2 separate regions of the Mus musculus genome follow, and region 1 is linked to region 2. Evidence: chromatin loops called from intact Hi-C (ENCODE). Cell type or tissue: left cerebral cortex. All regions are shown on one strand. Links, peaks and the distances in the headings refer to the core of each region. The heading gives the core; the rest is flanking DNA. Region 1 overlaps Pld3 (phospholipase D family, member 3). Region 2 holds the start of Ttc9b (tetratricopeptide repeat domain 9B).

Region 1 (6,810 bases), core at 1,639-4,138, 110 kb before region 2:
CTTAACCACCCCTCTTATATTCCCCCCATCCCATCCCTCCCTACATCTTCTATCTTTGCCTGAACCCACACCCTACCCATCACCCACATCCCTGCTGCAGGCTGTACTGTTATCTCAACCCAGTCTTCTGCCCATTTCTTCCCTATCATGGCCCGGGAGCTCTCTGAGATGTGGCAGCCTGATGACAGGCCAGGCTCCACACTGAATTGCATATTCAGGAAACCTACCTGTCATCCCATCTTCCCAGAGTCCCTGAGGTAAAAGATGGGCTTCAAATACACATAAGAAATGTACAATGAGGGCCAGGTAAGTGGGCAGGACCTTGAATACTCTGTGTCTGGGTAGCTGCTAACAGGACCCAGGGGGAAATCTAGCTGCAGCAGGAACAAGGCAGTTGAGGACCGAACTGCAGGGATACAAAGGGAAGTTCAGGAGGAGGCAAGGAATGCGGGCAGGGGACATACAGACCTGGGTCAGCGACCGCCAGTCCATGTTGGCACTGCCCAGGTAGAAGTGGGTCTGATCCACCACCCAGAACTTGGTGTGCAGGACACCATGAGTCAGCTTCTGCATGTCCACCATGCGGACCTGGGCACCTGTGGTCAACGGGGGCGGCAGTCAGGGGCCAGCTTGGGCAGCCCCAGGCCTGCCCACCCTGCTGTTGCCAACTTACCACTCTGTAGCAGAGACTGCAGATCAGCCAGAGGCCCATTGGGTTTGCTCACAGCGATGCGAACCTTTACACCTCGAGGTGCCAGTGCCTGAAGCTGCTGAAGAACCTCTTCACCCTGTGGGAGACAGCTGCTGAGGGGCTGGGCTAGCCGGAGCTCTAATATCACCCCCACGGGCGCCCCCTAAGAATGAACAGGCTTCACCTTACACTAGAGGACGCCTAGATCACAATACTAAACCCCTTCACCTTTCTTTGTGTGTGTGTGCATGTGCGTGTGGTGCTGGGGATGGAACTCAGATACACTCTCCCTTTTAATAAAGGTTTTATTTATGTGCGTGTGAGTATATGTGTGTGTGCATACACGTGCACGTGGACATCAGAGGACAACACTCAGGAGTCAGTTCTTTCCTACTGTGGGTTCCTGGGATTAAACTCAGGCAAGCAATTTTACCTGCCGAGCCAGCCATCTGCTTTCTATTTAACACAAGGTCTCCTTATATTGCTCGGGCTGATGACAAACTCGATTTGTAGCTGCAGCAAGACTTGAACTTGAGACTCTCCTCCCTCAGCCTCTGAGTAGCTGGGACTATCTATCACCCTGCAGCACAGGGCCCAGCTTGTATCTGTGCTTTGATGTACTTTAATGGGAGCCTAGAAGAGGTGTGAGCTTATGCAGTGTGTGTGTGTGTGTGTGTGTGTGTGTATACATGTGCAACTTTGTATGTGTGTGGGCGCGTGTGTGTTGCCTGCTTGTGAAAGGTCTTGCTATGTGGCTCGGAATAGCCTGGAACTTTATATTTGCTCCTCCACAACCCTTCAGCTTCCAAAATGTTGGGATTTCAGATGAGCGCCCTCATACCAAGCTTAATCGCCTTGCCTTGCCTTGCCTTGCCTTGCCTTGCCTTTCCTGTTTTTTTCTTTGGAATTTCAAGGCAGGGTTTCTGTGTGTCCCTGGCTGTTCTGGAACACGCTCTGTGAACCAGGCTGGCCTGGACCTCACAAAGATCTGCCTGCCTCTGTCTCCCCATTGCTGGGATTAAAGGTGTGGACCACTGCTGACCAGCAACAGTAAACATTCAGAAAGGGTGGAGTCTGTGCCGGGCACTGACTAAATCTGCAGATTAACCCATGGCATCCTCACAGGAGCCCAGCAGTGGGGCAGGTGCTGTTTGCAGTTTTCAGATAAGGTGGCAGGAAGCCTGGGAGGGGAGGGAACTTGCCTAAGGTCACACACAGCCTGGCTTGGGCTGGGCTACAACTTGTTCCTTCTTTGTGTGAGGGATTCAAGGTGATATCTGTAAATCTAACTCATCATAACCAAAGTCCTTGACACTCAGAGACTTCCAGATAACCAGGACACAAAAACGTCACCCTTACTTCAGAAGTGTGTGTGAAGACAGCTGTTACTGAACACCTGCGTCCACCTGTCTCCAGGTTGGCAGGAGCCCCTCCCCCTCCCCCCCACTGCCACCATTCCCACAGCCATGGGGGTGGGTGGGGAGCTGGGTGAGAAGAGAGGCTTCCAGGTACCTGCTGGGCAGAGGGCTCTTGCGTGTGGGTGTCATTATTTGTGAGGGTCCAGTAGAAGGATGCGATGTCCAGGCTGCTGTGAGCACCGGCAAGGAGGCCCAACCAGGCCTGGCTAGTGGAGGGGTTGCTCGTGGTGGCATTGGGAAACTCCAGACCCTCAGGAATGCTCTCCACCAGCACCGCCCTGAAGGTATAGAGGGATATCTGTCAGTCACAGAGGGCCAGAGAGGATAGGTTGAGAAAGAAGAACTCTGCAGGTCTCCAGATGTAGAGAGAAGGTTGGTTGTGTATCTCACTGGTCTGTCTAGAGGTGTGGGAGGTGTGTGTATGTGTGTGTGTGTGCACGCGCGTGTGTGCGTGTGTGTATCCACAGATGTAGATGGGATACAGTGCCCATGTGTTCACAGACCTGTATAAAGGATGATGACGCTGTGGCTGCCATGGAAACCGAAAGGAGGGGGTAGAGTGGGCACGGATGTGGGCACCCACAATCCCCTCGTCACAGCACTGCCTGCAGCAAAGCACCGGGTGCTCTCGCAGGCTTAAGTGTCCCTGGGCTGGCAGGACCCTCCCACGCACAATCCAGCTGCCTTTCACTTACTCGCAGGGGTCATAGCAGGGGGCTGGGCGCTGATTTGGTCCAAATAGATGTAAGTCCCCGTATTCCCATAGAAACAGCTGAGTCATCAGGGCACCGAAGCCCACTACCGCCAGGATCAGGACCAGGAGGACCCAGCGGGCTTTCTGTGGAGTGGGGCAGGAAGCTGTCAGCCTATACAAGGTGGTCCCAACAGTTTGAGATAGTTCAAGTGGAGCAGCGTACTCCTACCTTCTCTGCTGCCTTCCATGCCTCGATTTCATTCAAGGGCAGTTCTCCCGCAGGCTCCTCAACAGGCACCTTCAGCTGTGGGATCAGGGATGATGGCGGAGTGGAATAGAGTGGTTTGGTGGTTTCCTACCCTTCAATACCCCCCCCCCCCCCACTAAGCATCCCATCCTCCTACCTCCTGGTACATCAGTTTGGGCTTCATATTGCCTGGCCGCTGGGGGACTCTGCAGAACGAAGGTGGCTAGGTGGGTGTGTCAGGGACTGGAAACTGGGGAAACAAAAAGCAGGCACTGTGTGGGTGTTCTGGGCTTTTAAGGGGCATCAAAAAAAAAGTGGATATCTTTGGGTTTATGAGATCTACTAAAAGCCTCTTTCTTCTCCCATTATCAAGTGGGCCCTTAGCCCTATGACCATCACCCCAAAAGGAAGAAACTGGTTGCTGGTCAGCTGGGATGTTGAAATCCCTCGAGGTCCAACGCCTCTGCTTTTTTTTTTCACTCCCGTGTTGCCTTTCAAAGCGTCCAGCATGTCCGTCATTAGCACCCACGTTACTCCCTATCAGAACCCCTTTTTGTTGCCTGCTGAGCTCGAATCTAAGTAATTTCACAAAGACAGTCCCGGCTGGGGGCCAGGGGAGCCCCGAATCTCTGTGCCTGGTTTTTCTCAGTCTTGGATGACTCACGGAATGTTCCAGGTGGAGCGTCTGCCCAGTCCCAGGTACCTACCTGACCAGACATCTGAGGCTCATACCCCAGGGCCACCGCAGCCTCCCAATCCTACCCCCCGTCCCGCACCGCAGCCCCCACACCCTAAAACAACACCGGCCTTACTCAGACGTTGGCTGCTACTTCGGTGGGGCTCCAGCTTCTGTCTGAGCAGCTGAGTAGGGGCGGGACCTCCACGGATCACGCCCACTGCAGCGAGGAGTCTGCGCAGTGCGCGCGCGTCGGCTGACTCCCCTCGAACCGGGAAAGGGGTGGTCCTGAGCAACCTGGTTTGGGGTAGAGAGGAGCTCAGCTTCGCCATAGCCACCCCAGTTTCCTCATTTCTCCCCCACCCTCCCAAAAGGGACCGAGAAGTCACAGAGAAAAGGGAATTCTTATCCCTTCTCTGATCTACAAATGTGAATTTTTGTTGTTGTTGGTTTTTCGAGACAGGGTTTCTCTGTATAGCCCTGGCTGTCCTGGAACCAAATGTGAATTTTTATACCACGGACTCTTTAGTGATAAATCCTAAGATTAATCTTGAAGGCGCTTGAAGATAATATAGGGAGATCAAGATTGAATAATGTAACTGAAAGAGAAGGGCAAGCTCAGGAGAAGACAGCCCACGCAATGGGATGGGAGAACAATCGGGGACGGCTGGCCATGGGGGTGGTGGGTTTTCTGGTAGTTTGCTGGGATGACGATATTTCCTTTAAGTCAATTTTTATTTTTAGAGATTAAAATTTAAAAAGGAAAATCCAAGGCTTCTGGATCTCATATTCTATCCAAGCAGGATTTTTTTTTTTTCTTTAAAGTATGCTACTTATTTATTTAGGTCTTATGAGACAGGATCTCCTATAGCCCGGGCTGATGTACTGTACGGATTTAAAGTTAGACAAATAACAGGTGGTCCTTCTCATGACTCTCCCCTTAGCCTATCCGAATCACAGAGGAAGTACAGAGCTTGCATTGCTACTGAGCAGCATAAACAGCCCTTTGCTGCCTTTAGGGATGGCTCTCTTGGTTTGTGTGTGTGTTATCCACCTAGATTGACGGTTTTGCAAAGGCCCTACCAAGGGGGCCACATCCCCAGCCTGCTTTTTTATTATTAACTTTTTTTGGGTGGGTAGTTCCCCAAGGTCTCATACTATGGCCCAGGCTGGCCTTTGAACAATCCTGTCTCAGTCTCCCAAATGCTGTTATTATATAGAGCCCCTCTTCCTGTATAACCAGGGAGACTGAGGCAGGAGGATATCGATGAGGTCCAGGCCAGCCTGGGCTGCACTGAGGCTGTCTCAGAAAAGAAAACCAAAAACCAGGATCCAGCAGGTAAGGACAAGGACGGAGGTTAACTGAGGCTTCTGAAAGGATCTCACAGAAGCAGAAGATAGCAGCCTTAGAGTGGGTGAACTACAGGGTGGGGGAGGGGAGGAGAGACTGGGTTGACTCTCATTATTCCTGAAGGCTTTGATGAGAGATGTTTTCTTGGAAGAATATGAAGCTGGAAATAGAGCGTGCTGGCACTAGTCTGTCATCTTAGCTCCCTGGAGGTGAAGGCAGGGATTTATCAGGAGTTCAAGGTCATAAAATTCAGCTACAAAGAGTTTGAGACAGCACGTAACTGCTCTTCCAGTGGGGCTGAGTTGGGTTCTCAGCCAGCCACCACAGAATAAGTCCACACAACCTGTAAACTCTAGTTCCTGAGAATCCAATGCCCTAATACAGCACACACTCACACACACACACACACACACACACACACACTCCTGGTTTTGTTGGCAGTATTTCTCTCTGGAGCCCTGGCTGTCCTGGAACTCACTCTGTAGACTAAGCTAGCCTAGTCTCTTGAACTCAAAGATCTGCCTACCTCTGGCTGGCTCCTGAGTGCTGGGATTAAAGGCATGTATCACCATGGCTAGGCATAAATAAATCTTTTTAAAAATTAATTTAGCAGGGCATGGTGGCACCCTCTAGTTATTTCAGCACTCGCTAGTTTGAGGCAAGAGGACTGATGGAATCTGACTCCAGCCTAGGCCACATAGACCCTGTATCTCAAAAACAACTAACTGTTAAATTATTTTAAATACTATTTTTAATGTCTTTACAATTTTTATTACACGTATTCTGTGTGTGTCATTTGGACATCAGAGGGCAATCTATAAGCGTCGATTCTCTTTTTACCAGGTAGGATCAGCAGATGGGATTCAGGCCATCAAGCTCACAGACAAAAACCTTTATTCTTGGAGCCGATCCAAAGGCTCATCCTGTCTATGATAACTAAGCTGTGATTTGGCTCAGGCTCCCACTTGGGGTGTCCGTTTCCCCCATTCCTTTCCCCCTAAGACCTGCAGCCTCAGCTGGAGCAGGAGTCTGACCCGTCCTTGGGTTTCAGGGGTCAGGACAATATGAAGGAGGTAGCCAGCCATGGGCATTGTTCCATGGCCATGCCACCTCTCTGCAGGCATTCCCAAGGCCCCAGTTCCTTCATCAGGCTCCAGCACGACCACTACGACCAATCCTCTTGCTCGGTTTCACTTATATATGGGGTGCACCGCAGCCAGGAAACATACCTTCTTCCTGCCCACAGAACAGCTTCCGGTTCCTCAGCCTGTGGGCCTGTCTGTGTTCAGGTGTGACATCACAGCCTGCAGACAAGGAGGAAACAAAACTGGATGGGGTTTAAAAAAAATATTTCATCCGTATGGGTGTTTAGCCTACATGTGTGTCTGTGCCCAAGGAGCCTAGAAGAGGGCAGAAGAGGGCACTTCTTAGAACTGGACTTACAGACAGGTGTGAACTGCCATGTGGGTGCTAGGAATTAAAGCCCAGTCCTCTGGAAAAGCAGCCAGCAGTCTTTGTTTGTTTGGTTGGTTTATTTTGCTTTGTTGTTGTTGTTGGTTTTTTGGTTTTTCGAGACAGGGTTTCTCTGTTTAGCCCTGGCTGTCCTGGAACTCAGAAATCTGCCTGCCTCTGACTCCCAATTGCTGGGATTAAAGGCACGTGCCACACTGCCTGGCTTGTTGTTGTTTTTTAAGACATAGTTCCTGTGGAGAGTTTGCAAGGGAATCAAGCTG
Region 2 (6,810 bases), core at 2,568-5,067:
CTTGCTTCGCATCCTGCATCTTTCACCTTCCGGAGCCCCAGCCCCACTCATAAATAAATAAATAAATAAATAAATAAAACAAAACCGCAAAGTACCTTGGTAGTTTTAATTCAACAAAAAGTCTTTCTTTTCTTTGGAGAGTCCTTCATCCTTATTGGTCGAATTTCAGTCCCGCACTCGATTTTGACTGGTTGCTTCCAGGCTTCTATAATTCCTCTGATTGGATAATCACAGCAAACCTCTTAAAGAAAGGAAGAGGCAAATTCTAACCTCTTCCGCCAGGGGGCACTGGCGGGCTTCCCGAGGGTTGCTCTTCAGGAAACAAAACCAAAAACTCCCCAAAACTGGGATCCTTTCAGAGGTGGGAAGAAACTTCTGAAGATGGGAAAGGTGAACAAACTGGGCCCGCCCTATTTACGAAGAGCACTGCCTCGACCTGGTTTGTCAGCTTTGCAAATTTTGTAAAACTGATTGAAGATCTATGATTCCATAAACACTAATACATTTGTATGTAAGCATACATCATATATACATAATATAGGGTCTTGCTAAGTAGCCCCGGCTGGCCTCAAATTCCGTTTTCCTGTCTTCGCTCCTTGGGTTCTGGGGTTACAAGTGTGCGTCACACTCTCGGATAATTCAATGTTATAAAAGATTTATTTATTCTTGTGTGTCTGAGTGAGTTTGTGTGCATTATGTAAATGCAGGTCCTCTCTGAGGCCAGAAGAGAGCATTGGATTCCCTAGGACTGAAGTTACACGAGGTTGTCAGTCACCACGGGGGTTCTAGGAACTGGACTCAGTTGCTTTGGAAACTCAGCAGGAGCTAACCCTGAGCCCTTTCTTCAACCCTTAACTTGATCCTTTTAATTGATGGTAGAAACCCAACACACACACATGCAGGCCTGTGCAGGTCATCAGCCTGGGGAAGTCTCTCCTATTTGAGGGCTGGAATGTAGTTGGTACACAAAGCCTTGAATCAGATCTCTAGTGCTGCATAAACTCCAAGCATGGGCATATGTACCTAATGCCAGCATTGGAAAAGGAGAGACGGAGATCTGAAGTGCAAGGTGAGGTTGGGGTTTGGGGTTTGTTTTTTTTTTTTTTTTTGGTTTTTCGAGACAGGGTTTCTCTGTATAGCCCTGGCTGTCCTGGAACTCACTTTGTAGACCAGGCTGGCCTCGAACTCAGAAATCCGCCTGCCTCTGCCTCCCGAGTGCTGGGATCAAAGGCGTGTGCCACCACGCCCGGCCGGTTTGGTTTTTTTTTAAAGATTTATTTATTTCATGTATGTGAGTACACTGTAGCTGTCTTCAGACACACCCAAAGGGGGCATCGGATCCCCATTGCAGATGGTTGTGAGCCACCATGTTGCTGGGAATTGAACTCAGGACCTCTGGAAGAGCAGTCAGTGCTCTTAACCACTGAGCCATCTCTCCAGCTCCCCCCACCCTTTTGTTGTTGTGGTTTTGTTTGTTTCTTTTTTGCCTGCATATGAGTATCTTGAAAAGAAATTCTAAGAGGATTTAAAATTTACACTCTTTGTTTGTGTGCATGTGCATGCTTGTGTGTGTGTGTGTGTGTGTGCATGTGTGTGTGCATGTGTGCGTGCGTGTGCATGTGTGTGCATGTGAGTGTGCATGTGAGTGTGCATGTGTGTGTGCGCGTGTGTGTGCATGTGTGTGTGCGTGCGTGTGTGTATGTGTGTGTGCGCGTGTGCGCGCGCGTGTGTGTGTATGTGCGTGAGTTTGTGTGTGTGTGTGCAGGTATATGTAGGAAGGGGTCAGATAACCACTTTGAGAGGCTGGTTCCACAGATGGAACTCACGTGGTGGCTACTGCTATGTTGCTGGCCCATAATGAACGAATTTCTTTCCTTTTCCCCCTCTTTTTTGAGTCAGGTGTAGCTCTGGCTGGCCCGGAAACCATAGAGTTCTGCTGCTTCTGCCTCCTAAGTGCAGGGATTGCAGGGGAGTGCCACCACAGCGCAGCCGCAGCCGCATTTTCTTGGTTGTCCTTATTGTACTGGTGGTCCTGGGCTGTCAGTGGGGACCCTTGTCACCTCCCCACTGGCTTTTCTGGAAATGGAAGGCAAGGGACAGAATGGCTAGGTTGCAGAGTTGCCTTTCCTCCAGGAAGTCCCCAGTCACACTTCAACCTAGAGCAAATGCCTCCTCTGACTTCTCCATGCTAGCCATGGCTCTCCTCCTGCGCTTCCCAGGATCAGCCACTTTGGGCTGTTACAGGTCTGTCTCTCCACTAGGCTGTGAACCTAGGAGATGTGGCTCTATCTAAATAATTCTTTCTCTCTCCTTTTCCCTCCCTTCTCCTTAATCTCCCACACCTACCTTTTCTTTGTAGTTCATGGCTGATCTGGAATTTCCTCGTTAGCACCAGATTAGCTTCAAACTTCTTTCCACTCTCCTGCCTCAGATGTCCGAGTGTGACTACAGGCAGGTGCTACCCCACTTGACTTCTGTTGTTGTTGTTTGTTTTTACATTGGCCCATCAACCCCCTCCCCCTGAACAGAAATTGAGCAATGGCTATTTGTTTATTACATAAAGAATCGATTCCAACGTATGTACTATTGTCCCGCACTATAGTACAATAGGTAATTTGAGGGGATTGTCCAAATCATAGAGTAATGAGAAACCAGTGTCTGAAGCCGGGCAGCTTGACTCCCAATCCTGTATTCTTATCCAACATGCCAAATGACTAGTGGGCTGAAAACCAGCTTTCCACAAAACTGATGTCTGCCCGCTCAGCCTTTTTCTTCTAGAAATCTCCGGGAGAACATGCAGTCGGGTGGGAGGGTAAGGACTGTGGGGACAAGGGAGAGGCGCCAGAACAACTAGACCCAGGCTGGTTTGAGGGTGAGCGAGGGGGAGTTTGGAGGGGTTTTTCTAGACCCATAGGGGGCAGCCGGAGACGGCAGCCAGAGATGTGGGGGCGGAGAAAGGGTGGGGACCGGCCCCGCGGGGGGCGATGCGGTAGCTGCAGCGGCGGCCGCAGGAGTTTCCCACAATGCAGCGCGGCGCGCTGTCCCCGGTGCTGATGCTCAGCGCTGCCCCGGAGCCTCCACCGCGCCCGCCTCCCGCCCTTTCCCCGCCGGGCCCCGGCTCAGCGCCTCGCCATGGCTCTGCTCGGTCGGGTCCTGCCCCAGAGCCGTCTGGGGGCCTGGCTGCGGCGCTCGACAGCAGCCTGCGGGCTGCCGTGGCGTTCAAGGCGGAGGGTCAGCGTTGCTACCGAGAGAAGAAGTTCCGAGAAGCCATTGGCAAGTACCACCGGGCACTGCTGCAGCTGAAGGCGGCTCAAGGGGCCCGCCCTGGCGGTCTGCCCACCCCCTCCCCGGGACCCACCACCAGCCCGGGGCCCGCCCGCCTCAGCGAGGAGCAGCGGCGCCTGGTGGAGAACACAGAGGTTGAATGTTACGACTCCCTCACTGGTACGGGGCCGTCGGGGGGCGCAGAGGACTCGGGTGAAACGGGTGGGTAGTGAGGGGGTAATCAGGAGGCTATAGAGCCTGTGGTGGCTGGAAGCTGAAGGAGTCAGGGCTGTGGTCTGGCGGGGAAGACTACAAAACTTGCTGAGGAAGAGAGTTGGGAGTAGATGAATAGGGCTTCTTGGATGGAGTAAGCAGGGGCTTGAATAATGAAACGGGCTCTGGACTTGGTCTTCTAAGCCCCACTTCCCTGACTCATTCTTTCCCCCGGTCTGCCACGCATGAGCCAAGGTTAGAAAGGCTTACCCTGCACCGGCTATTTCGTTCTTGGACCCTCCCTCTATAATTACTTGGGAAAACCTCCAGCTAATTGCTTCAGACTTGTCTGTCCTGCGCCCTCTAGCGGCGGCGCAGATAGCTCTTATACTAACAGGTTAGCTGATTAGTGTCTCCTGGTGGCCAGAGCAATCCCATATGCCCAGGGGAAGAGGTCAGGTTATTTGAGGTCATGTGAATCCTAGGGGATGCAGGCTGTGTCTGAGACTACAGGGTCTCTGCATCCCACAGCTTGCCTCCTGCAGTCGGAGCTGGTGAACTATGAGCGGGTGCGTGAGTACTGTCTCAAGGTGCTGGAGAAACAGCAGGGCAACTTCAAGGCCACCTATCGTGCCGGCATTGCCTTCTACCACTTGGGTGATTATGCACGTGCGCTGCGCTACCTACAGGAGGCCCGCAGCCGAGAGCCCACAGGTGAGTGGCAGGGCTGGGCTGGGCAGGGGGTTAGAACAGAGGAAACCTAGGCGGGAGGACCAGGGCAGAGCCAAGCCACCCCAGGGAAGTGCTGTTACCAGCTCCAGACAAGCTCTCTCTAGCTACCTAAGATTCCTCATACACTCATCCAGCACCCATCCACCGTCCCCAAAGGTATACTCACCTTGTTCCTCTGGCATTTCCCCAACCAACTCTCTTCATTGGGAATTGAACCTAGGGCCTCATGCATGCAAGGCAAGCACTCTACCAACTAGGCTACATCCCCAATGCTTTAGCCCATCCGTGTCCCTATCCACTCACCGACGATGGCCTTGAATATTTCTCCCCCCACACCCATATTCCTTCACTCCCTCCTGGTCACACTCAGCTCCTCTGTCACCTATGGCCCTCCACTCATCTGCTTGTAATGCTTGTTCTCTGCCCTCGGGAAGAGCAGTCAGGGTACTCATGTGTCCATGTGTGTGTAGACATGACACAACCCCATGGGGAGGGGACACAGCAGGAGCTAGATGTAGGGCTGTGGGAGCAAGGAGGCAAGATTAGCTTTCCCGTGAAGTGGTTTGCTGAGAACAGTTGTCACTTGGGGATGAGTGGAGGTGGGAGAGGAGCCTCTGCCGACAGAGCGACAGAGCGCGGCTGCTGCCGCTGCCACACGTGTGAGGTAGGAGGTGTGAAATCTCTCTGGGTGGCTGGTACAGCTGAGGTGCCGGGAGTGAGGTGCTGACTGTCCTGAGGACATAACTATCGGCTGCTGTCTCAGGACACCCAGATAATGTTCCCGTCCCTCCCCTGCAGACACCAATGTTCTCCGCTACATCCAGCTGACTCAGCTGAAGATGAACCGTTGCAGCCTCCAGAGGGAAGACAGTGATGGTGGCACTGGAGGCCCAGCTCGGAATGTCGTGGGCTGAGGCCAAGGGGCAGCCTCTACCTTAGTCCCTCCAACCCTACTGGGCACCTTCCCCTGACCTGCCCAGCTCGGAATGTCTGTCGTGGGCTGAGGCCAAGGGGCAGCCTCTACCTTAGTCCCACCAACCTCACCGGGCACCTTCCCCCGACTCATGCGTTTACTGGTAAAGCCGCTGCCACTGGCGCCTCCTTTGTGTGGTCTTATTGTGGGGATGAAGGACAGGTCTATACCTAGCTGTCACTTCTGCAGACACCCAGAGGCCCAGGGAGGAAATGTAGGGTTTAAGGGTGTCCCACTGTGGAGTAAATCAGCATCAGGGCCCAGGCAGGGGACGCACACACAGCCAAGCTTGGTAGGGGGCAGGGCTTACCTTTAATGCTGCGCCTTGTGCCAGATCCCCCACAATATTCTGTCCCTGAGTATCCCTGCCCACCCACCCTCTCCCCACAGCAGATTGGGCTCAGAGCTCCACAACCTGGGGTACAAAGGAATAAATTAAGTGTCCTCCCCTCCCCCCTTCCCCAATAAATAGAGTGAGTATCCTGCCCAGGGCCTCCCCCACCTTGGCAAATGGTGGGCTGTGGCAGGCCTGGGGCGCTACATTCATGGCTGCCCAGGCGGGTGGTGGTGGGCAGGTCTCAGTGAGAGCCATAGACCCCACATAGGGGCACTGTATTGTCCTGGCTCTGGCCCTCCATGTCCATGTCCAGCAACGTGGGTTGCACGCTGGGGGGCCCAGGGCTCTCTGGAGTGTCTGGCCTGCTTGGAGGCGAGATGCTGAGTGTCCGGCCAAAGGAGACCAGTTTCCAGGGATCCAGACGGGGGCGGCTGGCAGCAGGCCGGGGTCTTGGGGCAAAAGTGAGGGTGGTGGGGCGGCCAGGGAACTCCAGGGGCCGGCGTCGGGTAGGGAACAGGGCCTGGGGGTCGGGCAGTCGAGGGAAGTCCAGGGGGTCTCGAGGACCTAGGGAAAGAGGATCACATGCGGTGAGGGGTGGGGTAAAGGGCGCCGTTTCTATGCCAACCCCATCCTTGGAAAGTGGCTACTGGCTTCTGAGAGACTCTCAGAACTTGCTGCACCTGCTTTCTAGGAAGGCCACAGCCATGAGCAGCCCCGCACTTGGGTCTTGAACAAGTTCTCACAGTTTCCAATGGCTTGTTCTGGAAGATGACCTTTTTACATTTTCTGTGACAGGCTGGTCTGGAACTCTGTGTAACCGAAGATGACCTTGAACTCCAGAATATGGGGTTGTAGGATTGTGAAAACATCCAGTTTTATGTGGTGTTGGGGATCACACTCAACATGTTAGACAATTCTTCTACCAAAGGAGCTGTACCCCAGTTCATCTTTCCATCTTAGGGACAGAGTCTCATGTAGCCCAGGCTGGTCTCAAACTCTGAGTGTGGCCCAGGCTGACCATAAACTCCTGACCCCGAGTACTGGGTTCACAGTGTGTGCTGCTACTCCTAGCCTGCATCTCTGGAGTGATCGAAACAGCGCATGGCTGGGGCTGAGAGATTCAAACCTGACTACAGTGGCTGTAACCCAGAACCCAGGGCCTGAAGGGCACAAGTAATTCCCGACCACGCCCTCCTGACCATACTGCTGGCTAATAAGCAGAGAGGACAGTGCTGATGGCTACCAATGCTTCCACTTGCCATCATGTCACCTACCCTGTCCTCGCAGACAT

Evidence for each region. A loop is a pair of places that touch in the nucleus more often than their neighbours do. Peaks named below come from ENCODE experiments on the same cell type or tissue, not always from the same donor. Only the 100,000 strongest peaks of a DNase experiment are listed, where the experiment ranks them.
Region 1: it touches region 2 in a loop (10-fold over the local background); 1 of 42 quality-filtered maps calls a loop at or near these places.

The regions. Positions count from the first base shown.
Region 1 is chr7:27,538,882-27,545,691 of GRCm38, forward strand. It overlaps Pld3 (phospholipase D family, member 3), which reads right to left. Exons shown (of 14, transcript NM_011116.2): 2 at 6,307-6,381; 3 at 3,863-4,023; 4 at 3,208-3,300; 5 at 3,033-3,107; 6 at 2,805-2,947; 7 at 2,204-2,387; 8 at 674-788; 9 at 469-596. The coding sequence starts at 3,234. Among named protein-coding and RNA genes, the nearest start is that of Pld3, 11 kb to the right of the region's middle. In left cerebral cortex, for the core only: no CTCF peak of the experiment used is centred there; DNase peaks (open chromatin) are centred at 2,660, 3,295 and 3,953; H3K4me3 peaks cover 2,469 bases; H3K27ac peaks cover 2,500 bases.
Region 2 is chr7:27,650,904-27,657,713 of GRCm38, forward strand. It overlaps Ttc9b (tetratricopeptide repeat domain 9B), which reads left to right and starts at 3,021. Exons shown (of 3, transcript NM_028417.1): 1 at 3,021-3,444; 2 at 4,009-4,191; 3 at 5,008-5,304. The coding sequence starts at 3,024. The coding sequence ends at 5,123. Gm38973 (a long non-coding RNA gene) reads right to left here and starts at 3,329. Exons shown (of 3, transcript XR_881908.3): 1 at 2,347-3,329; 2 at 96-241. It overlaps Map3k10 (mitogen-activated protein kinase kinase kinase 10), which reads right to left. Exons shown (of 10, transcript NM_001290528.1): 10 at 5,472-6,083. The coding sequence ends at 5,761. In left cerebral cortex, for the core only: CTCF peaks have their summits at 3,172, 3,376 and 3,856 (motif pointing left); DNase peaks (open chromatin) are centred at 2,910, 3,344, 3,841 and 4,843; H3K4me3 peaks cover 2,500 bases; H3K27ac peaks cover 2,500 bases.